2 separate regions of the Homo sapiens genome follow, and region 2 is linked to region 1. Evidence: chromatin contacts called from ENCODE Hi-C data. All regions are on one chromosome and are shown on one strand. Each heading gives the region's core, a stretch centred on a gene start or an enhancer-like site at or near the end of the contact. The rest is flanking DNA. Distances are from core to core; before and after follow the strand shown.

Region 1 (6,394 bases), core at 1,169-3,668:
TGCCAGGCATTGTGCTAGGTGCTGGGGATTGATTCAAAGATAATTTGGAGGCGTATGGAAGGGGAGTGGATAATTACAGCACAGTGAGATAAGTGCTATAATAGGGGGATATATAAAGAGCCAGAAATAGCACTATGAATAACATCTTTGAACAAATTGCCTTCTTTTTTCCTTTTGGATTATTCCCTTATGTATATTGCCCAAAGTGGGATTACTGGGTCATTTAAAAGATGAAAACAATTTGGCACAAAAAGATGTAATGACTTGCCTGGGGAATACAGCTCAATTTTCAACAGAGAAAGAAAAAATTGTTGACAAATCCAGATTTAGATCACTTTACCAGGAAGATGGGGCAGTTTTTATACTACCCTTTCAACATGGTGGCTTTTAGGGGCGGGGTGGGGGGGATTTATTCTAAACATGTTAGCCTGCGTGTAGGAATCACACGTCCTCATATTTAATCTCACAACTTGATTGTTCTCACAAGAACCTAGCTGTATACATATTATCGTTTCCATTTTACAAATGAAGAAACTGCACCCTTGATAAAAGGAAGTAAGTTGCTCAAAATTCCATAGTTAATAAGTGTAGAATCCAAGGGTCAAGCACAGTTCCTTTTATTCTTTGACTCTATCCTGTTCCCCATGCTGTGTTTACCAATTGAGGGTACCTGTGCTCTAGCCGGGGCCCGGAATTTAATATTTAATGAGTCACGGAGGCTCTTAAGATGATGGTCAGGCTCTATGAAATAGGTGTAGATTTTCTTACCTCTGAAGTCATAGCCAGGGAACAATGTCTTTCTGTATATTGACCTGAAAGGACCCAAGGGCGCATTATTCCTGACCCTGGCTCAGGTGCTGAAAGGCTATTTGCATAGCCCTACTGTTAGAGCACAGAATCCCAAGTAAAGCTGAAACCATGCCACAGTTTTGCTGTGAAACATTTATTACTTTTCTAGTACTTAACAGTATTAAGTAAAAACTCCTGCCCCTGGTATCCAGGACCTGTCATAAATGGACACCAACATCGGTCCACTGTGGGTCCATGTGGGTCCTTGATGCTCCTGCTTACATATCTTTAAATCAAACACATTTCCTACCAACCCCCAGATATATCTTGCACTTTCTCACCTTCATGCCTTAGCACATGCCTTTCCTTTAGCCTGAGATAACCTCTCCAATCTTCATTCATAGAACTCCCAATCCTCCTGTAAACTTCTGCACAGACGCCATCTTGGGAAGGGAATAATCCTTGATCACCACCTGCTCTCCCATCCATTAGAAGTGATCTCTGTGTTCTCTGTTCTGCTAACTCAACCACAGTTAGCTGTGAGGCAATAGAGTACAAATGTATGCTGCATATGAGCATGGGATATGGATTTGAATCCCGGCTGTGATACTTCCTCACTGTCAGTTAACTTGCTTGAGCCTGAGTTTTCCCATCTGCCAGATGGGTGTGATACAATAGGTGCTCCCCCTGAAACCCACCATGTTGACAGGAGTAGTATAAAAATGGTCTGATTCTCCCGGTGAGGTCACGTAAATCTGGAATCGTCAACAATTTTCCTTTCCTTTGTTGTCATGACTTTTTTTTATGACATCACCTCATGTCATGTCACCGTGTGGTATGAAAATTTGCATTGTTACCTGTGCTTCTTCTGTGGCACTTGTCCTCCCTTACTTGATGTCTTATCTCTCCTTCTAGACTGGGAGCTCTTCAAGGGCAGGGAGGGCATTGCATCTTTGAAGGCCTTGACATATGGATACTGCTACAAAGTTTCCTTTAAGGGAAAGGAGGATTCCATACAACCTAAGTGGTGACATCAGCACAGGCTCATTACTAATCTCATGTCACGAGGTTTCAGGCCTGGCTGAGAACTCTGTGAGCTCTGTGATGTTGAGCTTCAGGCACATAGAGTACAAGCTGGGTAGGCCTCTGGCTCCTGCTTAAGAGACAGCAGAAAGGCTGGATGGAGCCTGTCTCCAGACCAGCTTCTTCTGATTCAAGGAGTTGGGTGGGACTGGCAGTTCACTGAAGGCAGAGTGGTAGTCCTGCTTGGAACGTGAAACTTTGTTTCTTTCCTGGGCCTTCCAGTGGGTCTGTTATGTTGGTGAGAGTTTCAGACCTAGAGGAAAGGGTCACTGAAGGTATGGGTTAAGAGCAACTCTGAAAGCCACCTGCCCCCCGACTTCTCTGTGAGTGGGGCCACAGGGAGAAGATCCCTTCATAGGTAGCTCCCCTACCCTTGCTATGCTTGGAAACTGACCATGGAAAGGGATTCATTTCTTAAAGGGATAGGGCTACCATTTAACTTTCTATTGTGTCACTTCCCGAAACGCAACACCTATGGCTTAAGATCCAAGTGCTTTAGAACATGAGATACAAGGTCTTCCAGGCTCTGGCTGCCACATCCCTTTCCAGGCGTGTGTCCCACCACATTCCTCTGCATCCTCTGTCACTGGCCTCACCAGATTAGTCACTTTCTCTGAGAACACCCTGAACTCATCCTTCTCAAGGCCTTTGCACATTGTGTTCCCTGAGCCTATTTTTCTCCTCCTCATCCGTGGAAATCCTCTTGGGTGTTCAGGCATCGTTTAGAAGTCACATCATCTGCAGAGAACTTTTAGACCCTCAAAAGGACGTTGCATGTACTCGTGCTTTTCTACACTTTTCATTCTGTCTTTTGTGTTCCAGTGTGTCCCCCATTGAGGCTCTTCGACACCCCTAGGCATGTCCAACTCAGCACCTACACCTGCTAGGTCCACACACTGTGTTATCCAAGACAGAAGGTGTTAGCAAACCTCTCTTTGGTGCGCCCCTGAATGCAGAACATGTGACATTCTGTTAACTAACAGTTGTGCCAGAGTGGTTTCCATAGCCCATACTGGGGTTCCCATGATTTGTTTGATCATGAGCCCGGCCATTCGAATTGTTTTTGAATTGGTCTGATATCAGCTAGTTAATTGTTAACCCTTTTCAGGTTTGTTTCCCACATACCAGTAGATGTCTGCTTAGTGCCAGGGTTCTGAGCTTTTTATTTCACTTAAGAATATAATAGCAAGGTAGAATTCAGGAAAGATTTACTTGCTGTTAATGTGAACTTTTAAAAAAATAGTTTGAAATGTAGGCTTTGTTTTTATCCCAAAGCTCCATGAAATATGAAAATAGCAGGAGTTTTAAAGGTATATTTCCACCTCTAGAGGAAGAACTGTCCATATTATAGTTGTAATTATAAATTAATAAAGCCTGTGTCATGAAACTTGATTTTGAACGCCTGTGTTCAAATCCTGGCTTTACCACTTACTAGCCTAGAGATATTGGATGAGTGTCTAACTTCTCCGTTCCTCAGTTTCTTCAGTGTTCAATTGGGAAATTTTTCTTATGGTTGATGGAAAGTTTAAATAAGGTCTTGGATATGAAACTGGGATTTTATTAGTGTGTGTGTTTCAAAATGTGGATTTGGAGGCCATTTAAAAATAGCATTTCCAAAAAGTTTGCTTTTAAAGCAAAGTACTTAGATATATAAATTTTTATGAATTTTTTTTCAAATGATAAAATAAATGAGTTTACAGTCAGGAGACATACAGTATCTAACAAACTTAGGGAATATGCTTGGCTTACAAGACGTGGTTTTAGTCCACATAAATTAGAATCACAGAACTATAGGCTTTGAGAAATTATAAAAGCCTTGGAAGGGGTGAACGTGAATTAGTGCATATTGTGTGCAGGCTTTGTGCCATACGTGCTAGATATGGGATCCCAGGAAATGGTTGCATACACCTTGTTGGGTAGATGATATTAACCCTGTTTTGCAGACAGAGAAACCTGAGCTTTGAGAAAATCCTTTACACAAGTCCAATATCAAAGTCTGGAACTTCAAACTGCACTCCTGATGGCTTCTAGAAATCCTTTCCATTTACAGATATGACAAGACTTGCTTTCACATTGTTGATTTTTTTTTTATCCTCTCTTTCTCTGTCTCTGGGGGCAGCACTAATTCAGGGCCAGATAGAACTGTGAAAATCTGCAGTGTTGATGTCACATAACTTGTTTAATGAATCTAGATTAGTGTCTTGACTTTTCCTGCCAAGAATCTGCTCATAAAGTGTCTTGTTTTGAGCTCCTTTAACTGTACTCATTCATCAGCCTTTACTTATTTTCTTCTCTTTTGGAGAGATACTTGCCATTGCCCATAATGTTTGAGGTCAGGAGTATATTTGAAGAGGGCTTTATATTTTCTTAAAAAAAATACAGGTGGAAAATCAAGTTTATCAGCTATTTCATACCATCTTCTTCTGCCATTTATGGGCAACATGTGGAAGAGGTGGCAGGGAGCTGGGAGTTTGGAATAATGTGTCTCATCTTGAATTTGTCGCTGACCAGGGAAAATACTCAAGGCCAACTCCATCATTCCCTTTTGGGAATTCGGTGCTTCAGCTGTAAAGAGTGAGGGCACTACTAGGTGATTCCTAAGATTTAAAATTCTGCATGTTTTGTGGTGTCAAAACCATCAATTTCTGGTGAGCTGCGTGATCCTGCAGCTGTTTCTCTGATACTTTTCAATCTTTAGATTTAATCTATTCAACAATGTATAATTTTTTAAAGGGAAGCTTTTATAGATACTTCTGAACTATAACCGGGTGGGGGGGATAAATGGATGTTAAAAAATAGAAAACAACCAATTAAATAGTATATAGCATGTAATTCTCCTTGGAAACTTACCACGAAATTGAGAAGCACTTTAACAACTGGTAATTTAAATTGCGTTTGAACTCTGCTAATGGTTTGTTTGCATGGGAACTTCAATCATTTCACAGTGGTTCTTTAGCAAAGCTGCTTGTTCTCTTTATGGAAAATAAGAAAAAATTATTAAAAGAGAAGTTGGCTATGGAAAATGGAGACCACTTTCATTTGTGCCTGGAGGGAAGCTGGAGAGTGTGAGTGAGACTCCCTCAGGGCCAAGGGTGGAGAGCTCTTCCTTTCAGTGAAGTTTAAAAATCTGGGAAGTCAGATGCCCTTTGCTGCTGTTGTAGAAACTGTTGTGATTTGTATCTCTCTCTGCAAGGAGAAGCTTTGGTTTTATGCAGCTTGCGGGTGAGGGTAGGGACAACCTTTTTCGTTTGTTTTATGAAATTGCATTGTTCACAGGTCTAATGTTGGCTTCCTAACAACCCATTTCTCAGTAAGTTTGAAATTATGCCTCTCTCTCCTTTCAGTGGAAATGGCTTTCAGAATTCCAATGTCCTTGAAGACCACTAGGTCTCAGGAAACTCCTTGCTTTTCTGGGCTGATAGTGATTATACTCCATTTTGCCTACTTAATTTCTGTCTGCTGTTGAGGTTACTGGGAGAGCGTTGAAATAGGTGTTCGAGGCCTGGATTTGTAAGTCCTGGTTTGGCTCTAGGTGTGACTCATGTGACCAAGCACAAGTCCCTCTGCCCAGTGTGTTTTGTTGTCCTTTGTCAAAGCAAGCAGTCACTTGATCCAGTGGATCAAGTGGCTCCTGAAGAGGTCACCTCCTTACCCAGGCCACCGGGTTCTCTTGTCAGTTGGAAAAGTTGAGGTGGGTCATTTAAAAAATCCCTCCCAACTTTGAACTTGGAATTGTTTTGTACACAAAACAATTGTATGATTGGCTAGGTAATGTTTACAGTGACAACAATGAAATGGGCATGGTAGTTTCTCGTATGTGGATTTCTCCTGCATACATGAAAGACAAGTTTTATAACAGCCCTTGCCTTGGGATACTTGTCTGTTGGCATACATACTGTGTAATCATTAGCAAAACAATAATAGTTGCTAATGAAATAAAACCTGTAATAAGGGCTGTATTAGGCTATTCTAGCATTGCCATAAAGAAATAGCTGAGGCTCGGTAATCTATAAGAAAGAAGGTGTAATTGGGTCATGGTTCTGCAGTCTGTATAAGCATGGCACTGGCATCTGCTTGGCTTCTGGGAAGACCTCAGGGAGCTTTTACTCATGGCTGAAGGCAAAGGAGGAGCAGGTGTCTCAGATGGCAAAAGCAGGAGCAAGAGAGGGAGTAGGCAGAGGAGTTGCCACACACTTTTAAATGACCAGATATCATGAGAACACACTCGTGATCGTGAGGACAGCACCAAGAGGATGGTGCTAAACCATTCATGAGAAATCCGCCCCCATCATCCAATCACCTCTGCAGGCCCCACCTCCAACAGCAGGTATTACAACTCAACATGAAATTCAGAGGGGACACATATCCAAATGATATCAAGGACGGCTTACTGGGAAATGTCAAGATTGTTTATCCCTCTGCTGCTCACTGATTCTCACTTTTCAGGCAAGGAAACTAAAGTTCAAAGAACATTAGGTCCTATAGTTAGAAATTTGTCTCCAAACTCATATTCCTTTTCTTT
Region 2 (6,711 bases), core at 1,135-3,634, 360 kb after region 1:
GGTAGAATGTTGAGTGGTTCATTCTGCATAACACACATGGCGCCAGGCACATTACCTAGTACCTCTATGATTTTCATCCGCTTTATTTTCTGTTTTGTAGAGTAGGTAAAGGTAAGGAGACGGGCTTGCTCATTTGCAAGGCTATTCTGTGATGCAGGGTTCTGAGTACAGGATTCCTTATTTGCAGTCCAGTGCTCTTCACTTTATACCACCAAGTCACCAGAGTCTCAGGGCCTGTCTTCTGTATCGCAGAAAACAAATCAAGGATTAGCAACACTGAATCTTAATTCTTGAAGTTCTAACAGGAAAATTATGTTAGTCTTGCTACATATCGTAGGCATATTTTGTCCAAAATGAGAGTAATCAGGGAGGAGAAGAGGCTGCATCTTACTGTGTCCTGATGGGTGATACTTCCGTGACTATCTCCATCACCAGTGAGCAGATTTCCAGAAGTCACAGTTCAAAACGATGAAGAGAATTACACATTTTCAGAAAACATTGTACATTCTTTGTTAACTTTTCCACTTGTAAAATAATTTGTTTTCAGACATCCAGGTCCTTTCTCCATGATTTACTGCGTTGGTGACATTAATCAGCGTGGTTATCTTGGAGCCTCATTTCCCCTTGGGTAAAATGGAAGGATAACATTGGCAATCATACAGACGTGTTGTGTAGAAAGGAGTAAGAAGCATTTTGGAAGTGGCAAAGTGGCAATAATCCCCTGTAAGACAGTAGCTGTTTTTAAGATCACTGAGCTCTCAAACACTGGCTTTTTCTGCCTCACACTTTCTAGATTTGTAAGACTTAATCTGAAAATATCTTTGCTATTCATTATGTATAATTGTAGGGCTTTGGATTTAAAAAATCCTAATTCTGTTATTTCCCTGACAATAACAAATTATTCTCATCTAATTTTCTCTTATGTGAAATAAGACATACACCCTAGTTACTTCCATGCCTAATATGATTGACAAATCTATATGTTATCTGAATTGTGAATATATTTTCATACATATAGAAGTACATGTGTGTATTTCTTGAAATCTAATGGTCAATATACACTAACCAGTTATTTCTGGGATTTTGGGAACAGGCTTCTTTCTATACTTCTCTACTTATCTTTAAATTTTCTCTAATGAGCCTACTTTGCTTTTGTTTTACATACAGTAATTAATATATTTATAAATGTATGTATACTATATATTTTAATAAATTTATATAAGTATATGTATGTATATACATATGTTTTGCAAGTAAAAAAACTTTAGTAATAAATATCTACAAAGGCAAATTAAAAACTATTACATTTTTTCTCCCTCCCTTCCTTTCTACTGTTTCCCTCCTCTCCTCTCTTTGGTTTCCTTCCTTCCTTTGTTCCTTCGTTCCTTCGTTCCTTCCTTCCTTCCTTCTGTCCTTCCCTTCCCTCCCTCCCTCCTTCCTCCCCTCCCCTCCCCTTCCTTCTTCTTTCTTGCCCTTTCTCTCTCTCTCTTTTCCTCTCCCCCTTCTGTCTTCCTCTCCCCACCTCCATCTCCCTCTCTCTCTCCTCCCTCCCTGCCGCCTTCCTTCTTTCCAGAAAGTCACTAACCAGAATCTTTCACAGAATAAACTGTGAAACCTAGATCTTAAATGTACTACAGTAGAAAAAGAGATGAGATTTTTGAAAGATGATGGCTTGTCCTTGTCTCTGTACTTGAATCTATCTCAAAACAAAGATATAACTATTGTTTTTAATAATAATTTCAATATAGAGTGACCATCCTTGCCTACTACCCTGAAGAGAGAGAGCATTTACACATAAGACTGGTGGTTGCAGTAAACCCCTTTCAAGTGGAGTGGCCACTATGGTCCTTCCTCTTCCCTTCCTTCCTTTCATTCCCTTGCCCTTTCCCCACTTTCCTTCTCTTCCTTTCCTTTTTTCTTTTAAGGTTCATAAAATCTTGATTGGCCTCCTTCCTAGCAGCCAGGAGTTTGGGTCCCTAATAGCTAAAGCTTATATACTTTATTTTCTTCTTTCTCCAGATGGCTGTGGCTATGAATTTTACTCCCCATCCCAGGACTACCCCTGCTATACTGACACTAATTTTCATTTTATAATACTGTCTTCATCAGTCCATGCTATGCTACTAGTTTTAGTTATTATAATATTAACTTAATCCACAATGAAGGCGACAGGTTTTTTTGTGTGTCTTACTTTTTAAAGGGGAAATATTATCTCTCACTTTAAGGAAACTAACTTTAGCAACTCATTCCCTCACTTTTTTTTTTCTTTCAACTTGATTTGTTCAACTAAGGAGACCACATTTAGTACTTGCTAGCTGAGACTTCTGTTCTACAATTCTGAGTTAGTTCCTCATCCGTCCGACCCTCTCTCCCCGTGGTGCACTGAGTCACAATGTGATCACCAGCTGCATGTGCTGCTATTACACACAACACATTGGCTAGCAGAGGAGCCAGGATTCAGCCTTGGAAGTACTTTCAGGCAAAGGTGAAGACCCTTTCCCCACTCTAAGCATCTTTCAGTAGTTTAGTGTAGCTGATATTAATGTTATAAATGGTCATTCCTAATCCTGTCTCAGTTCCAGCCCAGATGGAGTTTTGATTTTAGAAAATCATTCAGTGAAATGTATTTCCTGTGCCTGGTAGTCATTGATCACTTACCAAAAAAAAAGGGGGTAGTGGGAGACTAAAAATAAACTTATGATAATTCACATACACTTAACCTTTACTGACTAATACCAAAAAGGGAATGAAGCAGGCTCTGCTGACCAGCACTTGCAGATGGATTCCAGGAACGTGGCTAGAGCTGCCAAAGCCATCGCTGAATCCTGCCAAAAGCATCCCAGGGGATTTTACTAAGGGTGGGGAGAGCAGGGAACATGGAGGTGTGTGTGTGAATTTGTTTTAAAACTCTCTTACTCAACACTGAGCAGTGGGAAGAACACTGGGAAAAAAGGTCGGAAAGTGACATTCTAGACTGGGTTCCACCCAATCTCTATGACACTGGAAAAGTAATGTGTCCTCTTTGGAACTTCAGGTATCATGTGAACAATAAGGGTGTCATATTAAGGTCTTAACATGTTGAAATGTTAAAAACATTCTGTAATTACTTAAATTATTTCAAAACAGAAAGATCATACATGTTCATCATGTTTCTGTGTTAACTGGACAAAACTACACTAAAATTAAAGAGCAATAAAAGCAATCGTGTTAAAATTTTATTTTTAAATATAGTACTTCTAGTAACTGAATATCTAACTTTATTAACAATTCTAAATCTCGCTTTTTTTTTTTTTTAAACCCCAGTGAGGCTGGGCACCGTGGCTCACACCTGTAATCTGAGCTCTTTGGGATGCTGAGGCGGTATGATCCCATGAGCACAGGAGTTTGAGACCAGCCTGGGCAACATAGTCAGATCCTGTCTCTACAAAAAGTTTTTTAAATAGCCAGGATTAGCCAGGCATGATGGCATGCACTTGTTGTGTCAGCCACTCTCATTGGGGGTTGGGGGGGTTGGGGGTGGGCTGAGGTAGGAGGCTTGCTTGAGCCCAGGAGGTAGGAGGTCAAGGCTACAGTGAGCCATGACTGTATCACTGCACTCCAGCCTGAGCGACAGAGCAAGACCCTGCCTCTAATTAAATAAGCAAATACACACACACAACACACATATATAAAATAAAATAAAAACCCCAATGTGTTAAGATCTCAGGTTTAAACCTCGGCTTATACAAACCATAGTACTACCGTGCAATAACTGAATTGACAAGGTACCAACACCTATTTTAACCAGAAAAATAACATAATTGTGTTATATTTTCCATGAGAGTCATACTCTTGAAATTAAGTATTTTCTCAATAGAATTGTTTCTCAATTAAAAAAAAAAACTTACTCAAAACATTTAGTATTTAATTATAATTATAGGCAGATAAAATTTATAAAAGATTATCAGTAAGATCAAGAACCTCTGCCTCTTTAATCATGTTTTTCTCTACCTTTTGCTGGTCTCTTCCTGATTTTGATGACCTCATTGTCTATACGAGTATTAAGACATTTGGGGTAGCTTTTTATGTTGTGTACTTTCTTTCCTTCTCCTTATGAGATGGCTGACACCTTCTAAAGGATTCAGAGAGTTTCCATCTTATTGAAAGGTCCTTATGAAAATTCACTGGTAGTGTTCTCAGCTTATACTAGGAAGGCATGTTTCTTCAGAAGCAGTATTTGTTGTATTTAGGGTGGGAATCATTATGTAGCAAGAGTGGTCTACATATTGGTCTTGCAGCAACATCAGCACCCCTTATGAATGGTTTGTTTCCCACCAAAAGTCAAAGATTAGCCTATATGATGGATGATGGCTACAGAAAATAGTGCCAGAAAAACAGAATCAGTAGAAGATATATATTAAGACATTAATTGGGAAGGAGTAGCTTGCATGATTTTGTGGGCTGGCTAGGCAATCTAACATCTACAGATTAGGCAATTAGGAAGGGCAGGCTGTAACTCCGTGGCATGAGATGAAGCTACTTGCCACAATGAGAATTCCTTCTTCTTTAAGGAATCCTCAGCTCTACTTCCAAGACCTTTCAACTGATTGAATCAGGCTCAACCAGGTTATCTAGTGTACTCTTCATTACTTAAAAATCAACTGATTAGAGGCTTTAATCACATGTACAAAACACCTTCCCAGCCACATCTAGATTGGAGTTTGATTGAATAAATGGAGACTTTAGCCTGAAAAAATTAACACACAAATGGACCATCACAGGAGGGTAGTCTTTTTCTACAGAATTTAAATCTGTGGTAGAGAAGCAACAGATACCTCAGGGCAAAAAAAGTCCAGGAAGAGCATAAAGGTTCAAGCAGAACCATGAGAATGCCAGCATTGTCGTTGGAGATGGTGACTGGAAGTGATGATAGGTCTAGGGAACAGTAAATGTGGACAGACTGGCATTTTACCTCGGGCACACTTGGACCTGGATAGGCTCCACCAGTCTGCCCTGGAAACAGAACCACAGTGGGTCAGACAGTCTTTTGTATTAGTTTTAAATACAGAGTTGATTGTCTCTCTTGCATTCTTAACTTGCAATTTAGTACTGTTTATATTCTGCTTGAAGGTTAGAGACATTCGACTAAATGGTCTTTTCTCCACATTGCTGTCATTCATTAATGTCCTGGTCCTGGACTTTACTCATTGACCACAGGACAAGTGGCTCAACTCTCTCCTGCCACTACCCAGGCTGTTAGTCCTGTTGGGAGGCTCAGGGCCCAACTCACTCATCTGTAACTCTCATCTCCATTCAGCTGCAGCCTCTACAGCCCCTGGTTATACCCTGGATCTTATCATTGCTTCGCTCTATTTTACCTCCTAAATCGTAAAAATTAAAACCAGCCTCGGAACACAACCCCTCATTCTTCCAGCACTCTCTCTCATTCAGGTAACTCCTATTCTACTTTTCTTCAGCATATTTACCTTCTATTACCTTTCTTTTTCCTCACCAGTCTCTTATATTTCCTTTATTATCCAACTTACAGTCTGTGGTTCAATACTTCAGCCGACTCTTCCAACACATGACCTTCTTTCGGTAGGCTTTTTTCAGAGTTTCCCTTTTGTACTTGCCCTTATGTAAATCTGTGGCACAGTCAGGCCATCTTGCCAACTTTTCACAGTTATTGCACACCACACTCTGTTGGTTTTCTTCCTACCATTCTGAACAATTTCACTTCAGGGCTCTCCTTAGTGGCTCTTCGTCTCCCTCTCCTTGAATGTCGTTTTACCTTTTTCTTTTTCTTTTTTTTTTTTTTTTTTTTTTTTGAGACAGACTCTCATTCTGTCACCCAGGCTGGAGTGCAGTGGCGCAATTTCAGCTCACTGCAACCTCTGCCTACCAGGTTCAAACGATTCTCTTGCCTCAGCCTCCCGAGTAGCTGTGTCTACAGGTGTGCACCATGCCTGGCTAATTTTTTTTTCTTTTTTCTTTTTTCTGTTTTCTTTTTATTAGAGATGGGGTTTCACCACGTTGGCCAGTCTTGTCTCGAACTCCTGACCTCAACTGATCCACCCACCTCGGCCTCCCAAAGTGCTGGGATTACAGGCATGAGCCACCGTGCCTGGGCTTGAATGTTGTTTTCCTTTGGTGGGGCTTGGGGAGGGGTGTCTTTCCTAGGGCCTGCTCTTGTTTCACTTCCCACATTTGGTTAAGAGAGCCTTTAACTACTATGGCCTCAACTATCAGCTCTACAATATGATATAAATTTGTTTCAGTAAACTTGCTCTTCAGATTCAATTGTTTCTAACTGCTTATCGCTCAGGTGCATTTGGATGTATTGCAGAAATCTCAGCCTCAATGTTTTCAAAATAAACTCATCCACTTCTCTCAGGAATTTTTTCCACTCCAATGTTGTTCGGTATGTGGCATCACCATCTAACCAGTTTCCTAAGCCAGAAGTTTAGGTATTATTTCTAAGCCCTCTCTTTCCCTTATTATCAATTTTACCTCCTAAATATTTCACAATCTTTCTACTTCTCCTCATTTCTGCTGCGGTACGTGATTTCAGATCAGCATCATCTTTCATGGACCATTGGTGATATCCCCCTAACGGGTTTCCTTGTATCCATTTCCCCACCATCGCCCCAATCTATCCACCAAGGCTTTCCTAAAATGCAAGTCTGACTGTATTACTTTCCTGTCTAATATGTTATCTCCTTATTCCTGTAG

What was found. A loop is a pair of places that touch in the nucleus more often than their neighbours do. Pooled maps may share reads with other maps.
Region 2: a pooled map shows a loop between it and region 1 (1.9-fold over the local background). The contact joins two enhancer-like sites. A Hi-C loop is called at or near these places in 2 of 50 pooled maps.

What each region holds. Positions count from the first base shown.
Region 1 is chr3:188,218,678-188,225,071 of GRCh38, forward strand. All of the region lies in intron 1 of LPP (LIM domain containing preferred translocation partner in lipoma), which reads left to right. Among named protein-coding and RNA genes, the nearest start is that of FLJ42393, 43 kb to the left of the region's middle. Within about 2 kb of position 2,419, at least 13 of the 41 ENCODE cell types and tissues checked have a DNase peak (open chromatin) inside an H3K27ac peak, as active enhancers do.
Region 2 is chr3:188,576,372-188,583,082 of GRCh38, forward strand. All of the region lies in intron 6 of LPP (LIM domain containing preferred translocation partner in lipoma), which reads left to right. Among named protein-coding and RNA genes, the nearest start is that of LPP-AS1, 11 kb to the left of the region's middle. Within about 2 kb of position 2,385, at least 14 of the 41 ENCODE cell types and tissues checked have a DNase peak (open chromatin) inside an H3K27ac peak, as active enhancers do.